Regions from separate parts of the Mus musculus genome. Here region 1 is linked to region 2. The links are chromatin contacts, found by POLR2A ChIA-PET in ENCODE. All regions are on one chromosome and are shown on one strand. Each heading gives the region's core, a stretch centred on a gene start or an enhancer-like site at or near the end of the contact. The rest is flanking DNA. Distances are from core to core; before and after follow the strand shown.

Region 1 (2,700 bases), core at 36-2,535, 77 kb before region 2:
CAGCATAGTCAATAAATTTTTAAAAAGAGAAAAAAAGAAAAAAGGTTCCGAGCTGGAGATGTAGCCCAGTAGAAGTGGTGGCCTCCACCTGTAATCCTAGCATTTGGAAACTGAAGGCGTTCAGGATGTAGTAGAGTTGCTGACGGATCAAGAATTCAAGGACATCGAGAGTTACTACACTGCTATCTCAAAGGGGAAAAAAAAAGTTTTACACCTTGGAGAAGAATATTGATGAAGGATTGCCCTATCTTTTCAACATAAGCTCTTTCAAACTTCTTGATGTATGCAAGAAAAATCTAAGTAAACACACGGAGAACACTTCTGTAAAAGCCTGTCAGTCACCTAAGGTTTGGACTCTATTACCAACTCTGCTGGGTGCCAAACTAGTTGTGGCGACAGGCCACAGCGGTGGTCCCGACTGCGTGCCCTTCATTGCTAGCAGCAGAGGGTTTTACCTGCAGTTCTCCTTGAACCGGCACTTTCCCTCCAGGAAGAACGGACAGGGCTTCAGGGACTTGTGGGTAGGGTATAGGTAGAGGACTCGGACGCACGCAGAACCATCCTCCGCCTCTTCGGCGCCCACTACCATAGCGTTGTGATACTCCAGCGTGCCCCAAGCGCTGTAGTAGGGGGCATTCACTTTAGCACCGCTCAGTTCCTCCAGATCTGGGTCCTCCTCCTCCTCCTCCAGTGCAGAGGAGGTGGATCCCGGCTGCACCTCGCTCCCAGGGGCCGTCTCCGAGTCATTGCAGGGGGCGCCGGGCGCTTCCACTTCCTCCGCAATGGCCTTCTGGAAAGCCAGGTACTCAGCATCCTCTTGAGCTGGGCTCTCCTGGTCCACTGTAGACAGCAGCTTGCTCTTTCTGACCGACAACAGGCTGGCCTCGGTGAGCTCAATCAGCTCCTTTAGATCGCCCTGCAGCTGACGCAGGTCCGCCTGCTCAGAAGCGTCTAGGCCAGCACCGAGCGCCAGCTCTACCTGCTGCAGCTGGGCCCGGTAGGTCTGCAGGGCAGTCTCTAGGTTGTCCTCGTCCATCCCGACCCAGCAGGCAGGATTCGGAACCTTTACCGCAGACAAAAACAGGAGGAAGAGCAGTAAGAACAACTCAGGGCAACGCCGCCCCCAAAACCGCTAGGGAGCCTGAGGAGGGCCGCGGTTCCGCCGAGGGGGACCTGCACGTCACCCGCCCCGTCCTCTGCGGCCCGCAACCCCACCTCCGGCCGGCGCTCGCAGGCTAGAAGGGCTTCCGCCCTCGCCAGCCAAGCTCACGCGCTAGCCTTCTGCCCTCCGCCGGGCACTTCCGCCGGAGAGCCGAAGCTGCCGGAAGTACCTGCGCGCGGGGGCCGCTGGGATGCGATTCCGCCCGTGCTCCGTCCTTCGCTCCTTGTTCCGTCAGGCACTGTGAGGGGTCAGCGTGAGGTCGGTGGGGTTAGGAACGCGGCGGCGGCGGCGGCGGCGGCGGCGGCTCCTCCTCCAAGATCTGAGCAGGTACGGGTGGGCCTCAGCTGGACTGAGGGGCCGGGGTTCTAAAGTCCTGGAACAGGGGGACGGAAGTGGCTTCAGCTGCTGGTTCCCAGGCTCCGTGGGCCCGGCGGCGGCGGGAAGCCGAAGCCGACCCTCCTCAGGAGCTCTGCCTCTCTGGTCGCTTCCTAGACTTAAGTCGCCGGCCGCGTTTCCTGGTTCTGAGTTGAGGGTTCGGAAAGAGGAGCCTTAGGAAGGCGGAGCAGAGCAGGCCGCCACGGGCTTTTCAGGACTCCGAATTGATGGTGCATTATGAAAGATGACATTAAGTGGGAGTGGCCCAGGTCTAGCACGTGGTCAGCGATGGCATCGGGGGAATCAGGGTCAGGGATTTTAACAGAAGAGGCGGGATGGGGGCGAAGAGTCAGGATCCGCGAGGCTACACATTTGAAAACTAGCAGGAGAGGCGGACCGCTGATGAAGCGGGCAGGGCAGGAGGCCGATGCCCCCGGTACACACATTGACATCTCTCAGGGTGCCAGAACAGGATGTACACGCTGCTTTCGGGATTGTACAAGTACATGTTCCAGAAGGATGAATACTGCATCCTGATCCTGGGCCTGGACAATGCTGGGAAGACGGTAGGTCCCTGCTCTCTCACCAGTTCCCATTCCCTGCCTGATCTAACCCCCGCCCCAAGGCTACAGGTTAGTAGTCACCAGCCTCCTGAAGATCAAGCCACAGGCAGAGGCGTGCATGGCTGCATGGGTGTGAAGGGATAGGTGGGAAGGACACCAGAAAACTACTCTAGCTGCTGCTATCTAACCCCCTCTCTTTTTTTCCTCAGACTTTCCTGGAACAGTCAAAAACACGCTTTAACAAGAACTACAAGGGGATGAGTCTATCCAAAATCACCACTACCGTGGGTCTAAACAGTAAGGGGGCACCTTAGGGATATGATCTTAGGAGGTCCCTTAGAGATGGATGCTGTAAGGTCCACAACCCAGCTGACCAGTGGTCAAAACCCTGTCTTTCTATTCTGTGTTCAAGTTCCCTAGGATTGGTACCAGAATGGTTTGTCCCATCCTGGGGAGAGCTGGAACCTTGTGTGTAAAGGTCAGGAGCTAGCTCTTTCTGTACTCTTTCCAGTTGGCACTGTGGACGTGGGAAAGGCTCGTCTCATGTTTTGGGACTTAGGTGGGCAGGAAGAGCTGCAGTCTTTGTGGGACAAGGTAAGA
Region 2 (2,700 bases), core at 114-2,613:
CAGACCATTTGATCTCATTAGCATTTATTTTTGCAATGACAAACTCACATAACCAAAACAAACAGCAATGACAAAGACTTCCTCATCTCCTTCAGAGTGAAAGTGCAAGTCTCTTATTTACAGTGTTAATTACGTGAAAATGTTGCTTGTTAGTTTCCCATTCTAGCTGCCACCCTGTTAACAGTGAACTCTTGTTCCCGTCCAAGCAGACATCCATTTCTACTCTAAGGATTCTAAGATGGGCAGAGCAGGGATCCTGAAGCCCTTAATTCTAGTGATCACATTCTGAGAGCTGGCTTGGCACTTAGAATTGGCTGTCTTCAGCTGCTTGAAAGCAAGGGGTGGTGGGGAAGGTAAGGGTTTTACTGCCAAGACTACAATGTCTAACAGGGTGCCCAGGCTCCACCAGGGCCAAGATAAACAAGTCTCATTTTGACAGGACCTGATGTTACCTTTGAACCACACAAGAACTGCTTGTCTTTGGCTTTCAACTGTAAGGAACTTAATAAATGTTGGTTACCTTAAATACGCGACCTTCCCTACAAGTTAGAAAAATAAAAGAAATTCTTCGGGCACCCAAGGCCCTCCATGAGACTTTTATGGCTCCAAGATACTTAAGACACTTAACTTTTTGTCTTATTTATTTATTTATTTTCAGAGCTGAGGTCCAAACCCAGGGCCTTGTGCTTGCCAGGCAAGCGCTCTACCACTGAGCTAAATCCCCAACCCCGACACTTAACTTTTAAATTTCATTTAAAACTTTAAATAATGGGCCGGGCATGGTGATACACACTTTAATCTCAGAACTCGGGGCTCTTTGAGTTCCAAGTCAGTCTGATCTACATAGCGAGTCCGTTTAAAAAAAAAAAAGTTTAAATCATGTTGGACTACCCGCTGCAATGTCAGTTGGTCAACTTCGTGAAAACACCGCTCCGCACTGAGTAGTTTGAAAAAGCAAATTCGCAATGCCTTCAATTTTAAAAAAAAGAAACACGATTCTGTCAGAAATGGTTAAGAACGTCCGCACATGAGTTTTAGGACAGTGTCACTGCAAGGCCGAGGCTGGGTTGCAAAGCACACACCTGGGATACTCGGTTCCCTAGTGGAGCCCAAACGCCAGGACTACAAACCTCGGCCTGAACCACAGAACACCTAATTGGGCAGGCACGCAGACCACACGCGCAGGCGCACAAGAGTCCTACGGGGGCAGTATCTCACCACACTGTTCGCTTCCGCGCTGGGCGCCAAATAAGTCTCCAGGCCCGCCCGGCCCGTGCGTGCGCGGCCTCGGTGTTGCGTCACTAGGAAGCGCGCGCCCGAGCCGCCGCCGCCGCCGCCGCCGCCGCCGAATCCCCAACAAGGAGCGAAGGCTGCGGCCGCCACCGCCACCACCCGCCGCCGCACCCGTCACAGCCGGGCGCCGGAGCAGGCCCGTGTGGGCCCAGGTAAGCGGCATCGGCGCGCCCGCGCACCCCCGCGGCGAGGCTTCTCGCGCCGCTCACGCGCCGCCGTCCAGTCAGGGGTCCCTGCGGAGCGTCAGGACGTTACGGCGGGGGGAGGGGAGGCCGGGGGAGGGGCGGCGGGCGCGCGAGGGCGGCGGCGGCGTCAGGCGCGGCGGCGTCAGGCTGGCGGGCGGGCGCGGGCGCCTGGCGGGAGGGCTCGCGAAGGCGGCTCGCTTCCGGCCTCCATCTTGGCCTCGCCAGAGGCAGGGTCGGGTCGTCCGTGAAAGCCGAGGCGGAAGGGGCTGGAGGAGTGGGGAGCGGTTAGGCGGGAGTGGTGGTGTTTGGGACCCATCGGTGGGCACCAGATGGGTCGGGTTCCTGAGGGCGGGTGGAAAGATTGGGAACGACTCATGGGTGGGACCCGTATTGCTGAACCCCTGGCTTGGAACTGAATCTAGAGGCCAGGATCATCAGGATAGGTACTTGATATCAGTGGAACCATGTCAGGGTGGACCTGTCAGATGGGAACCACGTTGATGGGGACCCATTTGTAGAACTGTGTGGTTGGAGGGAATTATTTTGAGTGGATAATCTTATTGCTGGGAACCGAATCGGTTGGCCCAGTTTTAGTCACGATTGGTGACATTTTTAGGTATTTAGTTGGTTACTTCACTGCTGAGCCAATGTTCTCTGTCTTGAAAACATTTCAAACCCAACAGTTTCAAATTATCATTCTTAATAAGTTAAAATTAAATCGATAATATGACTACCTGTCTAGTTTGTTTCTTCATAGGAAATATGGAAAGCTTTCTGGGAAGACATCCTGGAGTACACATACATACATACCATTTGGATATAAAATGGAGAGTGCCAAGAACAAACATGTCAGTGTATGTGCGTATGTGACTGAGAAAAACAAACCTAGGCCATAGATTAACCCACTTTGTGACCTACCTGAAAAGATATTTAGGTGTCCCTTCTGTGCCAGGAGACCAACTCATGGAATGGGCCTGCCTTATGGTAAGGTTTACTAGTCCCTACATTTCATCTTCCCTCCTCCCTGCCTTCCTAGACAGTCTTAGTATCTAGACTGAGGCCATAATCCGAGCATGTGGGAAACAGATGCAGATGTTGTTGAAGGTCAGCCTGGTCTACAGAATGAGTTCCAAGACATACAGAATGACAAAAGGAGAGAGGGGAAAAAATATTTAAGACTGACCTGGAACTAACCTAGGACTTTATTTATTTATTTATTTAG

Evidence for each region. ChIA-PET counts read pairs that join two places held with the same protein, here RNA polymerase II (POLR2A).
Region 1: POLR2A ChIA-PET joins it to region 2 with 10 read pairs in Patski. The contact joins the promoter of Zgpat here to the promoter of Gmeb2 in region 2. POLR2A ChIA-PET finds 5 or more read pairs at or near these places in 2 of 5 experiments (Patski and embryonic stem cell).

What each region holds. Positions count from the first base shown.
Region 1 is chr2:181,364,008-181,366,707 of GRCm38, reverse strand. It overlaps Zgpat (zinc finger, CCCH-type with G patch domain), which reads right to left and starts at 1,285. Exons shown (of 6, transcript NM_001048148.1): 1 at 456-1,285. The coding sequence starts at 1,036. Arfrp1 (ADP-ribosylation factor related protein 1) reads left to right here and starts at 1,304. Exons shown (of 8, transcript NM_029702.4): 1 at 1,304-1,489; 2 at 1,997-2,103; 3 at 2,310-2,397; 4 at 2,612-2,694. The coding sequence starts at 2,011.
Region 2 is chr2:181,286,629-181,289,328 of GRCm38, reverse strand. Gmeb2 (glucocorticoid modulatory element binding protein 2) reads left to right here and starts at 1,363. Exons shown (of 10, transcript NM_198169.2): 1 at 1,363-1,445.